2 separate regions of the Homo sapiens genome follow, and region 1 is linked to region 2. The links are chromatin loops, found by intact Hi-C in ENCODE. Cell type or tissue: heart left ventricle. All regions are shown on one strand.

Region 1 (8,000 bases), 330 kb before region 2:
TGTGGTAATTTGTTACAGCAGCTATGGGAAACGATTCCAGGTAGGTACTATTATCGTCTTCGTTTTACCTGTGAGGAGACTGAGGCTCAGGCCCAAGGTCACACAGTTAGAAAATGGCACAACTTGGAACAAACGTTTTTCTCTCTGGCTCCAGAGATGGTCCATTTGACTAATATGATGTTTGACCTAAGGCAAGTTACTTAATTTCATCATCCTCAGTTTTCTCATCTCTATTAATCCTTATATTACTGGATAAGAGGACTAAGTGAGATATAACGCATAATATCCTAGGTGTGGTCGTGGTAATGATGATGATGACGACAATAAAAGATGTCACTTGTGAGGCGCAGGAGGTCAGCACTGCACAAGCTTTGGGCGGGAGAGTGTGGAGTAGGGAGAGACCTGGAATGTTTCCCAAAGGGGGCTTCTGCTGGTGTCTTCTGGTCTTCCTCTTCCTTTGGCTTTGTTCTCAGCAGTCAAATGCCTCTTTTCAAACTTCTACCTTAGCAGCTCTCCTCACACGCCAACTCCTTGCTCCAGCCCCACACACATATTCACAACTAGCTCAATTTTTTTTTTTTTGAGACAGAGTCTCACTCTGTCACCCAAGCTGGAGTGCAGTGGCACAATGTAGGCTCATTGCAACCTCCACCTCCTGCGTTCAAGCGATTCTCCTGACTCAGCCTCCCAAGTAGCTGGGATTACAGGCATGCACCATAATGTCCGGCTAATTTTTGTAATTTTAGTAGAGATAGGGTTTCACTATGTTGGCCCGGCTGGTCTGGAACTCATGGCCTCAAGCAATCAGCCCGCCTCGGCCTCCCAAAGTGCTGGGATTATAGGAGTGAGCCACCGTGCCCGGCTGGGTTTCCTCATTTTTTTCAGGCTTGAAATTTGAAGACATTAATAGTAACTTCCCAAGATGCATTTTTTTCAAAAGCATGCATTCAAAAGCATAGCTCAAATTTTTAACCAGCTCTTTTATGCCAAAATCCAGGGGCAGGGCAGACTCCACTTAGGAGACTGTCATCTGTGCCAGGGCTGATGGAGGCCTTTGGGACACCCTGCTTGCTGTCCCAATAGCCCTTGGTCAAGCTGACAGTTCAGACCCAAGTTGAGAGGGAAGTGCTAATGTCAGAATGGGGAATGGAGATTTTGAGAGAAAAGACCAAAAGTAGGTACATATGCGTATATGGAACTTTTATCTGATCCTAAAAGGACTCTATGTTCATTGTCCAAAATATAGAAGTGTATTAAGAGTAAAAGTCTCGCATAATTTTACCACTAGAGAGAATCGCTGTTAATATTTCCCGTGTATTTTCTACTAATCTTTTTTTTCTGCATGTATACATACTGTGAACAGTTTTGTGTCTTTTTTTTGCAGTTAATGGTATATTGTGATCGCCTCTTTATACCATTAAATTGTGTTCAAAGGATGTTATTTTTATTAGTTCTATAAGATATTCTATTTATATTCCATTCTCTTTATATCTAGATGGAAACCAAGAATGAGTCTCACTGGTATTTTAAAGGTTTCTTATGACTTTCTTGTTGATTATTTGGGTCCATTTTTTTTTCTTTTTGGTAGAGCAAGAACCCAGCAGAGTCGAGTTTCAATGGGAGCAGGATGGAGAAGAGGTTGAGAAAGTCCTGTTGCATAGGGGCTGTGCATGTGTGTGTGTATCTTTGTGGAGTGAAGAAGGTGTGGCCTTGATATCCAGAGGTTCCCCCATATGGCATCCATGGGGCTTCTTGGATTCCGCCGTTGTATTTCAGAAGCTCATCAGTTGAAGAAGCTGTACAAAGCTAGTTCTGAGATGTGGCTTTTTGTGGGCTGGGGCCTAATACAGCAAAACAAAGAAACAAGGTTTACAATCTTCCTGATTGGTTTCCTCATTATGTATTTATTTTTGAGACAGAGTTTGGCTCTTTTTGCCCAGGCTGGAGTGCAATGGTGCGATCTCAGCTCACTGCAATCTCTGCCTCTTGGGTTCAAGAGATTCTCCTGCCTCAGCCTCCTGAGTAGCTGGGATTACAGGCGCCCATCACCACGCCCAGCTAATTTTTTGTATTTTTAGTAGAGATGGGGTTTCACCATGTTGGCCAGGCTGGTCTCGAACTCCTGACCTCAGACGATCCACCTGCCTCAGCCTCCCAAAGTGCTGGGATTACAGGCGTGAGCACCGCGCCTGGCCGGGTTTCCTCATTTTTTTCAGGCTTGAAATTTGAAGACATTAATAATAACTTCCCAAGATGCATTTTTTTCAAAAGCATAAGAAGGCTCCAGTTTAGAACAAGTGCTGAGATGGACAGTGAGTCAGGGTCAAGTTCTGGGCTGCCTTTGCACCTGGGCTTGTCTTTATCCTAGCTTGTGGTAGCCATTCTCCAAAGATGACCATGCCTCCCAGTATTTCTTCCCTTGTATAGTCCTTTTCCCTTGAATCCAGGCTAGATCTCTGACTTGATTTTGATCCATAGAATGCAACAGAAGAGAGTGCACGGCTTCTGAGGTTGCAGCTTTTGGGAGAAGCCATCTACCATTGATGACAGACATGCCGTGTGGAAACCAAACCAGCCATGTGGAGAGGCTACCTGGACAGAGGCACAGGGCCAGCAGCAGCTGTGGAGACAGACATGTGAGCAAAGAAATCATCTTTGATGTACAGCCAAGTTGAGCCTTCAGATGACTCCGATTTCAGCCACCTTTGGACTGCAACCACATGAAAGACTCTAAATAGAAGCCTCCCAGCTGATCCCGGTTAACCCACAGTGCTGAAGGGGATAATAATAAATTGTTGTTTTAAGCCACTAAGTTTTGTGGGCCTTTGTTGCATAGCAATAGATTATCCAAACTATTTTTTTTATTGCAAGGTATTCTAGGTGTCTGCTGAGCTCAGGAAACTGGGAACTCCTTCAAGGCAGGGCCTGCATTTTAGCATTTTTGTTATTGTGAGAGCTAAATCCTTCGGCATGGAGAGGCAAACCTGGAATATTCAAACAGTACTTTGTTAGAAGTCTTGGGATAACATAAGAAGCAAATACAGAGAAGTGTATGAAATGCTAATCTGTCTACAAAATGTATCTTATTCATTTTCTGCTGTGGTCCACCATGGGATGCTTCTATTCCAGGCACTTGACCAGCTTCTAGGTGACAGAGGTCATTTTTTTCTTTACATACTTTTGAAAAAGTAAATACACTGATTTAAAATAAATTGGTTTAAAATGGAAAGATACAAAAGTCTCCCTCTCATCCCCATCCACAGCCATCTGATTCCCTCCAAAGGGCTCCAATAATGCCAGTTTCTTGTGTACTGTCCTGGAAATATTTGATCACCTATATAAGCATTTTATATGTGCATATGCTATACATCTATCTGCACATATATGGAATAAATATGCTTATGTATGCTAGCATACTATGTGCACTTTTTTCATATAATAATATATCTTGGAGATCTTCCCATATTGTTCTTTTTTATGGCTACCTAGTATTCTGTTGTTTCATTGTACCACAATGTATTTAATATCCTCTTGTTGAGAGACATTTAGAATATCATCAATATTTTGCTATTAAAAACAACACTGCTATGAATACCATGTGTTATAATATTACAAGTTATACCAGTACCATTTTGCACGTGTGTATTCCTCTGGAGAGTGTATTCCTAAGACTGGCGTTGTTGGGTCCGGCTGTCTGAATTCATGGTTCTCATGGGAGATGGGGCCTTTTCTGGAGAAACTCCATCTGGCCACTAAAATGCCCAGAGACAATACATACACTTAGGGATGCTTGCAGCCACAGCAGGATCTGTTAGCCTCGAGATTCTGATTTCCTCCCCAACAGCCCAAGGCAGGGAGTGCCGGATGGTGAGTTTGTGTGAAGGGCTAGAGAGTGAGGGGCCTCGGAGGGGACTGGCCTGGAAAGATAGAGCATTACACTCTTCTTTAGTGGGGGAACCAGGGAGTTATTTTCCCGTGTACAGCTGAGTTTATCCGGGTACTAGGGTAGCACAAGGACTGACCTACTTGCTGAATCTTACCCATCAAGAAACTTTCCAAAGTTTTCAAGAAGAATAGGCCAGGCTCTGGCCCTGCCTCCTGGCTATTGAAAGTTTAAAAGTATCTTTTCACTCGTGAGTGATCTCCAGCTTAGATTTTTGACCGAATTAGACTGGCCTTTCCCCTAAACTAGAAGCAAAGAAAGAGGCTTTGTAGCGCTGAAGGCCAGCAGGCATTACTTTAGCTCTGTTAGTTGAAGTTCTCGAAAATAGCCAAAAGATGGCACTAGACACGAATGATTCCACCTGGCTTCGAGGCCACCACTGCTTTCAGGGACGCCGCCAAAGCCAGAGCCTGCTTGAGCTTCCTGCCTTTTCCTGAGCTTCTGAAGCACATAATCCTTACTAGAACATGATGTTAATGAGGATGCCAAAAACAGGAAAGGAAGCAGAATGAAAGCAAGCCAACAAACAGAACAATGCCGAGCGAAGAAACAAAATGGTTTTGCTCGTGTGTCAGAGGATGGGCGGGCTCCCACAGCAATGAGAGACCTTTAGGGCAGCTTGCTTGCTCTGCCCCCAGCTCCATCCAGAAGGGTCTTATTCAGGCACTGTGGGTGTAGGCTAGATGGTGGTGGCTTAAGTTTTCATTCTGCATCTCCTAAGAAAGACCTTGCAAAGTCCCAAGCCTTGGAGGCATCTTTGTTAGGGCTACCCTTACACCCTTTGTGGGTCTGGCCTTGGGACCATGGCCTTGGCCTGTCTGCTGCATCCTACATCCCATCTGTCCAGCCATGTGCAGCCCTCACACAGCCCCAGGGCTCCTCTCCCATCTTCTCGAGGGGCCTTCTGCCACCAGGCAGAGTCTGGTCATTCCAGGGTAATTCCCCACAAGAGTCAGGGCTGGGGACCCTCTGGTGTACTGGACTCCACAGCCCCTGGGCATGAAGGTGACAGTGGTGGGGTCAGCACTGATGTAACTGTCATAGCATTGGCACTTCGTAAGTACCTAACGAATAAACCAAACAGCAAACAAAACTCCTTTGTCTGGATGGGACAAAGGAGTTTCAGAAAGTTACAGGGAGGGCTGGTGTTGTGAGGAGAAACTCAGGCCATTGCCTTTATTCCCTCCTGACCACCAGGGCTGATATGGTTTGGCCGTGTCCCCACCCAAATCTCAGCTTGAATTGTATCTCCCAGAATTCTCATGTGTTGTGGGAGGGACCCAGAGGGGGAAGTAATTGAATCATGGGAGCTGGTCTTTCCCATGCCATTCTTGTGACAGTGAATAAGTCTCATGAGATCTGATGGGTTTATCAGGGGTTTCTGCTTTTGCTTCTTCCTCATTTTTCTCTTGTTGCCGCCATGTAAGAAGTGCCTTTCGCCTCTCGCCATGATTCTGAGGCCTCCCCAGCCATGTGGAACTGTAAATCCAATTAAACATCTTTTTCTTCCCAGTCTTGGGTATGTCTTTATCAGCAGCATGAAAATGGACTAATACAATAAATTGGTACCAGTTGAGTGGGGCGTTGCTGAAAAGATACCTGAAAATGTGAAAGTCACTTTGGAATGGGGTAACAGGCAGAGGTTGGAACAGTTTAGAGGGCTCAGAAGAAGACAGGAAAATGTGAGAAAGTTTGAAGCTTCCTAGAGACTTGTTGAATGGCTTTGACAAAGATACTGATAATGATATGGACAATGAAATCCAGGCTGAGGTGGTCTCAAATGTAGATGAGGAACTTTTTGGGAACCGGAGCAAAGGTGACTCTTGTTATGTTTTAGCAAAGAGAATGGCAGCATTTTGACCCTGCCCTAGAGATTTGTTCAAAGAACTTGAGAGAGATGATTTAAGGTATCTGACAGAAGAAATTTCTAAGCAGCAAAGCATTCGAGATGTGAATTGGGTGCTGTTAAAAGCATTCTGTTTTAAAAGGGAAACAGAGCACAAATGTTCAGAAAATTTGCAGCCTGATGATGCAGTAGAAAAGAAAAACCCATTTTTTGAGGAGAAATTCAAGCTGGCTACAGAAATTTGCATAAGTAACAAGGAGCTGTATGTTAATCCCTAAGACAATGGGGAAAATGTCTCCAGGGCAGCCCCTGCCGTCACAGACCCGGAAGCCTAGGAAGAAAACATGGTTTCATGTGCTGGGCCCAGGGTCCCCATGCTGTGTGCAGTGGAGGGACTTGGTGCCCTGCATCCCAGCTGCTCCAGCTATTGCTAAAAGGGGCCAAGGTACAGCTCGGCCCATGGTTTCAGAGGGTGCAAGCCCCAAACCTTGGCAGCTTCCACTTGGTATTGAGCCTGTGGGTGCACAGAAGTCAAGAATTGAGGTTTGGGAACCTCCACCTAGATTTCAGCAGATGTATGGAAATGCCTGGATGCCCAGGCAAAAGTTTGCTGCAGGAGCAGGGCCTTCATGGAGAACCTCTGCTAGGGCAATGGGGAAGGGAAATGTGGGGTCAGAGGCCCCAGACAGAGTCCCTACTGGGGCACTGCCTGGTGGAGCTGTGAGAAGACGGCCACCATCCTCCAGATCCCAGAATGGTTGATCCACCGACAGCTTGCACCGTGTGCCTGGAAAAGCCGCAGACACTCAATGCCAGCCTGTGAAAGCAGCCGGGAGGGGGGATATACCCTGCTAAGCCGCAGGGGTTGAGCTGTCCAAGACTATGGGAGCCCACCTTTTGCATAAGCGTGACCTGGATGTGAGACCTGGAGTCAAAGGAGATCATTTTGGAGCTTTAAAATCTGACTGCACCTGCTGGGTTTTGGAATTGCATGGGGCCTGTAACCCCTTTGTTTTGGTCAATTTCTCTCACTTGGAACAGCTGTATTTACCCAGTACCTGTACCCCCATTGTTTCTAAGAAGTAACTAGCTTGCTTTTGATTTTACAGGCTCATAGGTGGAAGAGACTTGCCCTGTCTCAGATGAGACTTTGGACCATGCACTTTTGGGTTAACGCTGAAATGAGTTAAGACTTTGGGGGACTTTTGGGAAGGCACGATTGGTTTTGAAATGTGAGAACATAAGATTTAGAGGGGCCGGGGTGGAATGATATGGCTTGGCTACGTCCTCACCCAAATCTCAACTTGAATTGTATCTCCCAGAATTCCCATGTGTTGTGGGAGGGACCCAGTGGGAGGTAATTGAATCATGGGGGCTGGTCTTTCCCATGCCATTCTTGTGATAGTGAATAAGTCTCATGAGATCTGATGGGTTTATCCGGGGTTTCTACTTTTGCTTCCTCCTCATTTTTCTCTTGTTGCCGCCATGTAAGAAGTGCCTTTTGCCTCCCGCCATGATTCTGAGGCCTTCCCAGTCATGTAGAACTGTAAGTCCAATTAAACTTATTTTTGTTCCCAGTTTTGAGTATGTCTTTATCAGCAGTGTAAAAACGAACTAATACAAGGACTTATGGAGAATTGCACCTGTGTGAGCCTTGTGGCTTCCGGGGCCTCTCTCCAGTTCTCCTTTTTTCTCTTCCTTCCTTCCTCTCTCCTGAGCGAGGCCTTGCAGAGGATGGAAAGGCCATCACTGCTGGGCATGATGCAGAGCTTTGTTCTCTTTTTTTTTTTTTTTTTTTTTTTTTGAGATAGAGTCTTGCACTGTTGCCCAGGCTGGAGTGCAATGGTGTGATCTCGGCTCACTGCAACCTCTGCCTCCCGGGTTCACCCAATTCTCCTGCCTCAGCCTCCTGAGTAGCTGGGATTACAGGCACACACCACCACACCTGGCTGATTTTTTGTATTTTTAGTAGAGATGGGGTTTCACTATGTTGGCCAGGCTGGTCTCCACCTCCTGACCTCGTGATCACCCAAAGTGCTGAGATTACAGGTGTTAGCTGACGCACCTGGCCAGAGCTTTGTTTTTTTTAAATGTATATACATCTTGTGGAGCGAGACCTGTTAGCTGGAGGGCTTCCTTTCCAGAAACTGAAGTAGCTCTGGGGTGGTGGAGAATGCTCTCTGGCTAAAGAGAGCTGGCCAAGGGCATGGG
Region 2 (8,000 bases):
AAACACACTGCCATTCTGCCTTATCTTTTTAAGACTTTGGGGTGGCTGACAGCAAAAAAAGTGAGCAAAGGTGGAGAGGTCTGGGATCAAAGCAAGCTTAATCTATAACCAAAGTAGTGATGTGTCATATTCCTGATTCCCAATGCTGAAGTCTCTTACTTGCAGATTGTTCCCCTGGCTTTATTTCTGGGGTGTCATAGCTAAGATCTTCACCCCATGACAGTGGCCTAAGCTTCCAATGGGTTGAATCAGAGTTTTTAACCATTCCATAGGAGACCATAGGTTTGGGGGATAAGGTTGCTGACAGCAGGAACACATTTTCCACTTTTATTTGCATGTGGGTTACACAGTCTCCTTCTGGCTACTTGCCTCATTCATTTATTCTACTAATATTTGTTGGGTACCTACTGTGCATCAGGCAATGTCCTGGATACGGAAGACAGGAAAACAATCTGTCCTCAGGGAGGTCTCATACCACCAGGAAGACAAACGAATAAGTCCAGGAAGTGATTGTATAAAGTTCTGGGGAAAAATGAAGAAGATTGAAGGCCCAGAGTGTCCAAGTCGGGGCTGAGGTGGCCGTGGTGGCTATCTTAGATAGGATGGCTGAGTGAAGCAGCATCTGAGTGAAGGGAGAGTCTTTCTAGGCAGGGGAATAACAAGGACAAAGGCCTTGAGGGGCAAATAAGCTTATTATGTTCCAGAAACAGTAAGAAGGGAAGAGATTAGTGAGTGATGAGCCCAGAGAGCCCTGTTGGGGCCAGGTCCCGTGGCCTCGCCGGTCATAGGAGAAAGCCTGCCTGGTTTATTTCACTTAGCATAGTATCCTCCAGGTTCATTCATATTGTTGAAAATGACAGGATTTCCTTTTTTCAAAATATTGATTAGTATTCCATTGTGTATACATACCATGATTTCTTTTTTTTCTTTTTTTTTGAGACAAAGTCTTGCCCTGTTGCCAGGCTGGAGTACAATGGTGCGATCTTGGCTCACTGCAACCTCTGCCCCCCAGGTTCAAGCAATTCTCTTGTCTCAGCCTTCTGAGTAGCTTGGATTACAGGCATGCTCCACCACGCCTGGCTAATTTTTTGTATCTGTAGTACAGATGGGGTTTCACCATGTTGGCCAGGCTGGTCTTGAACTCCTGACCTCATGATCCTCCCACCTCAGCCTCCCAAAGTGCTGGGATTACAGGCGTGAGCCACTGCGACTGGCCCCATGATTTCATTATCATTCATCCACTGATGGACACTTAGGTTGGTTCCATGTCTTGGTTATTGTGAATAGTGCTAAAATGAGCATGTGAGTATATGAACATGTTGGACAGTATATCTCTTCGACATACCGGTTTTATTTCCTTTGGGCATACACCCAGAGGTAGAATCGCTGGATCATATCATAGTTTTGTTTTTAATTTTTTTGAGGAACATCCGTACTATTTTCCGTAATGGCCATACTAATTTACTTTCCCAACAACAGGGTACAAGGGTTCCCTTTTTCCACATCCCGAACAATACATCTTTTGTGTGTGACTAATATTTATTGATTGTCTAGGTACTAAGCATTCTTCTTCTAGGCATGTAGATGTAGCAATGGATAAGATAAGTCTTTGCCTTCCTAGAGTTTACATTTTGGTGGGGGTAGACAGATGACAGGTAAGTAAGCAAATAAAATATAATATAAAGTCAGGTAGTTGTAAGTGCTATGAATAAAAATAAAGTAGAATAAGGAAATACAGTACAGTGGCGATGCAGTTTTGGGTGGGGTGGTCTAGGAAGGCCTTCTGAAGGGGTGGCTTTGGTCGTATAACTGAATGAATTGAAGAAGAGAGTTGTGTGAAGGTCTGTGGTAGGACTAGTCGAAAGGGACTGCAGTGCAAAGGCCCTGAGGCAGGAGTGAAATGGCATCCCTAGGGAGCCAGCAAGGAGGTCATAGTGGCTGGAGCTGAGTGGGAGCTGCTGGAGGGCCTGCAGGCCTTGGCAAGGAGTTGAGCTTTCATTCAGTGGAAGCTGGGGAGCTGACGACTTTGAGTGGAGGAATGACATGATCTGACTTAGGTTCTCAAAGGAGCAATCTCACTGCTGTGTGGATAGTGGATTGTAGGGGTTGGTAGAGTGGAAGTGAGGAGACTGCTGAGAAAGCCTGTGTAGCAGGGGAGAGGTGGGGCTGGCTTAGGATGGTGGCAGAGGATGGGAGTGGTCAGATCCTGGGTGCATTCTGAGCCACAAGATTTACTGATGGTTTGACTGTGGGATGAGAGAGAGATAGTCAAGGGTACCTGTAAGAGTTCTGGACTGAGTAATCAGTCAACTGCGATGAGAGGGAAATAGGGCCAGGAACAGATGGGGCGTGGTGGAGCTGGGCAGGGGGCTCAAGGTAAACCCTTGGGAACCACACATTTAGATGGAATTTAAAGCCACGGGACTGGACGAGCTCATGGAGGAAAAGAGTTAGCTATGGAGAAGATAAGGTTGCCGCATGTGCTGGGCGTGACGCTCTGCTTCTCTCCGTTTTTTTGTTTTAACATGAGGGAAATAACTGATATAAAATTCCTTCTCTAGTGGAGCTAACTTGTCACATGGCAAAACCTCTTTCCCCCATCAAAAAGGGTAAGGTGCCTTTGTTATCTCCACACACCAGATGCAGGCACTGAAAGGGCTGTGTGTGGCTCATGTGCTTATCAGCAGCTTTTCTTACATAAAGCCCCTCACACTTGTCTTTTTGTCCTTTCTCTTCCCCTTTTGCCTTGTTAACCTGTGTTGACAAAATATGCAGTGAGGCCAAAATCAAAGCACACAATATTTTTATTCTCCCCGCAAGAATGTTTGCCCCACAGATCTGCTTTTAGAGGAAGATAAAGAAGAAAATACCAGTTTGCTCCTGGCTTGTACCAAAAACCACGTTGCGCATTCTTCCAGCTACACTGGAAGAGTGAGAGGCAGCCCATCAACTTCTCGGAGAGTTCTGTGCTTGAAAGAGTGTTTGTGGTTTGCCTGTTTCTCCAACAGCAGATTTGTAAGGGAAATCTGCTGTTGGAGAATATTCAAAAAGTTTGGTGTGGAAACCAGGTATTACTGGTTTCTTGCCTCCACTCTGGTGCTGGTCACCAACAGATTCTTGTCCCCTTGAAGAAATGGTGCCAGGGACACTCTGGGTGCTTCTCTGGCAGGAAGAACACTTCTACCCTGGGAACCCCAGGACCATGCAGAATCCCCACGCCCTCTAGGGGTCCTAAGTAGCCAGTGCTTCAATGTGCTCCTGGTGGAGGTCCCAAGGTGGCACGAGGAGACCACATGAGTTCTCCTGAAGACCCTTTAGTATTTCCTCCAAGTTTCATTTTCCAGACTCTGGTATTCTCCAAGGCACCAAGGAATGGCATTTTGTTTTGACTGAAGGTAAGATTTATGGCAAATAAGATAAAGATTCTTATCTTAAAGAAAATTCCAGGAGGGCATGCTGGGGTTTATTGGTGAAGTGGGACGGTCAATCTGCACGTCTCTCTCCCAGCTTCCTCATAATGACTTTTCAATGCTTTTTACATCCAGTGGAGACTCTCTCCAAAATGCTTGTTTAAACCCAGGTCACCAGAGGGTGCGTCTGATCTGCACTGTCAGCTGTGGTAGCCATTAACTACCATGTGAAATGTGGCTAGTCAGAATTGAGATGTTTTGTAAGTTCAAAATACACACCAGATTTCAAAGGCTAAGTATGGATACAAAAGTAATATACTTTATTAGTATTTTTGTATATTGATAACATGCTAAATTGATAATATCTGGGAGATGTTAGGTTAAAAATATTGTTAAAGTTAATTTTATCTGTTTCTTTTTATTTTTATGCAAGAAAATTTAAAATTACATCAAGTATAGCTTGTATGCTATTTCTCCCTAGACATTGCGGTGCTAAGGAGCAATAGAGGAAGTCCCCTTGGAGCCACAGGAGACTTGCCATAAGGAATGGTGTTTCCAGAGTGCAAATGTGGCCTGCCACTCCACAGTGTGAAACACTCCAGAGGCCCTGCAGTAAAGCCCAGTCCCAGTAGCACGACTTGCAAGGCCCACTATGAGGCTCTGTGACTCAATTACCTTCTATTAGGCTCCACCTCCCAACACAGTTGCATTGAGGATTACTTTTCCACCACATGAATCTGGGGGAAACATTCAAACCATAGCAGGATGTTTCATAAAAGGGTGCTGTGGTCTGAATGTTTGTGTCCCTGTCTAAATTCATATGCTGAGATCCTAATTCCCAAGGTGACAGTGATGGGAGGCAGGGCCTCTGAGAAGTGATTAGGTCATGAGGGTGGAGCTCTTGTGAATGAGGTTGGAGCTTTTCTAAAAGATGCCTCAGAGAAACCCCTTGCCCTTTCCACCATGTGAGAAAGATGCTGTCTAAGAACCAGGAAGCCAGCCCTCACCAGACGTTAACTCTGCCAGCACCTTGATCTTGGACCTCCCAGAACTGTTAGGAATAAATTTCTGTTGCTTATAAGCCACCCACTCTGAGGTATTTTCTTATAGCAGCCTAAGGAGACTAAGACAGGGGTGAAGCATTTTCTTCTCTTGCAGATTGTCAAAACAACAACGACGGTGACAATGGCAGCACCTGTTGGTTGGTATCCAAGGTGTCATGCCAAGAAATTTCACACTTGACTCTCCTCTTAAAAGGCCATTGTATTAGTTCCTTTTCATACTTCTATAAAGTACTGCCTGAGACTGGGTAATTTATAAAGGAAAGAGGTTTAATTGACTCCCAGATCAGCATCACTGGGGAGGCCTCAGGAATCTTACAATCATGGCAGAAGGTGAAGGGGAAGCAAGGCACCTTCTTTACACGGTGGCAGGAGAAGAAATGCCAAGCGAAGGGGAAAGAGCTCCTTATAAAACCATCAGATCTCATGAGAACTCACTCTCACGAGAACGGCATAGGGGAAACCCCCTCCATGATTCAATTGCCTCCACCTGATCTCTCCCTTGACACGTGGGGATTATGAGGATTACAATTCAAGATGAAATCTGAGTGGGGACACAAAGCCTAACCATATCAGCCTTCTCTGGTTTTTTAAAGTTGTCCATGTGGTCTAACCCTTGAGTCTTCATTCTCTCCTCAATATGAGATAATAGCAACATTCCTCCCTGGTTCTCTGGGAGAGCAGCTAAGGGTCAAGTGCTTTGTTAGGCGAGTGGACTGAAGCTAATCCATGTAGGAACGGAGGAAGGAAGCAATGTTTTTGGGCTTCTTCTATGTACCAGGGACCGACTGACTCTTCAGATCCATGTTTCATTAAATCCTCATGACAGCCCCGCGAACAGGTGTCATCATTGATATCTAACAGACAAGGAAGGCACATCGTTGTGAGGCTAAGTGACATCATCAAGGGCCTTAGGAAGTGGCGGAGCTGTGCTTAGAGTTCTTGTCTATGTCCTTTCTTAATTTAGGGAGTTTCTTTTCCTTTTGTCACATTCCCGCTGTTACTCCCTGCTGCTGTGTCATGAGTAACAAGTGTCAGTTTCTTGCTTGTCACTTGTAATTTGCTGCTTTTGATTTGCTCTAAGCGGAAGATGAGAAACTCCAGCGTGTTCAATTGCTGTTCAACAGGGAGGCCTGGGGCAATTGCTGTGTGTCTTGCTCTGCATCTCTAGGCCTTTAAAGAAACCCAGGCTGTTGACTCTCAGGCACCAGGCAGCACATACGCTTTATCCGCTGCGGCTACTCCTCCAGGTTTCGGTATTCACCCAGGACCCCTCCCACCTGCCAGCACCAGTCGGAGGTTGTTGTTCTTGTCTGCCTGGTGTTTGAATCCTCTGGCTCCCAGCAACTAGTGTAGGCTGATTTTTTGATTTGATGCTGTGTGCATTCTCTTTTCTGGCTTACTCTCTTCCTCTCAATGTGCCCATTTCCTAATTTTTTTTGCATTTGCAGCTCTGAAGAAGTGAGAGTTTTGCTGTCAGCCCCAGGCCCACAATTCTACTTCATGGACTAGATTAGACTCCAGGGACATGTGGGACAATCAGGAACTGTATTTAGTGGCTTGGCCACTCAGGGGCCAAGTTCTTTGCCTTCTTAACTGTAGCTGGATTCTGGAGACTTAAAGTTGTCTGAAGTTTGAAACATTATTGCGTGTAACTGTGGCTAGTTTTCAGAATGTATTAATAAATATATACATATTTGCTTGGACAATATAAGTATACTTGAAATTTTAAAGGTATGTGTGCCTGTGGGTTTAGGTGTGTGTGTGTGTGTGTGTGTGTGTGTGTGTGTATATATATATATGTATGTATGTATGTGTATATATATATACATATATATATATAATTTTTGATGTTGTATTCTTGTGCTCAAACCACTGGACTAATGTGTCTAGTTAAACCATTGAAATAGAAGTTTCACTGGGAAGAATGGAAATGGACCCCAGGCCCACCACGGTGGAGGGGCACCGGGATGGAGTTCGTTATCTTTAAAGTAAACTTAAGCCCTATGACTGGGCCTGCGTCCTCAGCCCAGGTTGATGTGGCTGTGGGATCAATTAGAGGAGTCACGGAACCCTGCGTCTTTCTTTGGGAAAGCTTCCCAGGATCCCTGCTTCACTTTGCCCAGGTCTTTTCCTGCACTTCCTGTTTTGGGCTGGGCTGCCTCTGCTGCTGGCCTTTCCTTGTGGCTTCTTCCTGGGTCTTGCCCAGGGTCTGGACGGTGGTACTCAGGAGCCTCACTGAGCTCTGGTGTTCCGTGGCAAAGCCTGCCTGGAAAGCGGGTGGGAGCTGGCCAGGCCAGGGACCCGGGGGCCAGAGAAGAGGGAAGAAGGGCACTGTAGGGCCAATAAAAAGGGAGGCTGGGAACATTCAAACATAGGTTTTCTTTTCTTCACCATTTTTTTCCTGTGTGTAGGTAAAAATCATGCCAGTCAGCATAATTCCTTTGTCAGGTGGAATAAGGATAAATGGATTTAATTTCTATTTTTGGATGCTGTTCTGTCTTTGCATTCCTTTTGTCTGAAACCCTTGATCAGCTGGAAGGGTTTGGCAGTACCGCGTTTCAGAGCAAAGCGATGAATAGAGAAATAATTCATAAATAATAGATTCTAGTCTGAGGGAAATAGATGGCTGGTTTTCAGTTCTAAGAAGAAAAGGAGGGCTGCAAACAAATATTAACAGTACTTGACGCAAACATGAGGAGTTGTTTCCATCCCAGGCTTTCTCTGTGATGTCAATAACAGATAAACGGCCCACAGAGCTGACCAGCCGAAGACCAATGTGCCTCTCCTGACTTGTTGCAAATGCACAAAAACCATATGCGAAGCCATTTAGTTTTTGCTTTTCCTTTGCCAGGAAGAAAAAGTGAAAGGGGGCAAGTCAAAGTCTCTTCAAAATCCGATTTGGCTTTTTCCAATGGGATCATCTATCTTCCTTGTATCTAGTTTTGCCAGTTAAACACTAATGATGCACATTCGCAGATATGATCTGTGAGTGCAATTTATTTCTGAATTCAAGCCTTGCTTCTTAAGAGTATTTGCTATAATGGATATACTGGAATAATATCATGGATTAAATAAAAGAGGCACTTTAGGGAAAACAAATCTGCCAGTGGAGACTCCAGTGGAGAAACAATTTTTACTTGTCTCCTCACATCCAAATTCAAAAGGCATTTTCTAGGGAATTTCAGCTTCTGGGGATAAAAGTGTTGGGAAATTAACTGACCAGTTAATAGTTGCTACTGTATATTAAATGTGCCTGACACTGCATTAGACCTGTTATATTCAGGATCACGTTGAACACTCATAGCAGCACTGCTAGCTGCCTATCACTACCCCGCTGTACACATAGAGAGTTTGGTTCCTGAGCTTTCTGAGCTCACCTCTTCTTCTTCTTTTTTTTTTTTTAATTATCCTTTAAGTTCTAGGGTATGTGTGCACAACATGCAGGTTTGTTACATATGTATACATGTGCCATGTTGGTGTGCTGCACCCACTAACTTATCATTTACATTAGGCATATCTCCTAATG

The links. Hi-C counts contacts between places; a loop is a spot of excess contacts. Peaks named below come from ENCODE experiments on the same cell type or tissue, not always from the same donor. Only the 100,000 strongest peaks of a DNase experiment are listed, where the experiment ranks them.
Region 1: it touches region 2 in a loop (19-fold over the local background); 4 of 110 quality-filtered maps call a loop at or near these places.

What each region holds. Positions count from the first base shown.
Region 1 is chr2:121,807,151-121,815,150 of GRCh38, forward strand. It overlaps LINC01823 (long intergenic non-protein coding RNA 1823), which reads left to right. Exons shown (of 5, transcript NR_183364.1): 5 at 2,479-2,808. Among named protein-coding and RNA genes, the nearest start is that of LINC01823, 21 kb to the left of the region's middle. RefSeq lists enhancers at 4,215-4,716, 6,477-7,045. In heart left ventricle, a CTCF peak has its summit at 4,267 (motif pointing right); a DNase peak (open chromatin) is centred at 4,331; H3K27ac peaks cover 442 bases.
Region 2 is chr2:122,133,037-122,141,036 of GRCh38, forward strand. The region is part of intron 2 of LOC105373592 (a long non-coding RNA gene); the gene reads left to right. Among named protein-coding and RNA genes, the nearest start is that of LINC01823, 350 kb to the left of the region's middle. RefSeq lists a silencer at 3,200-3,309. In heart left ventricle, a CTCF peak has its summit at 3,242; no DNase peak of the experiment used is centred here.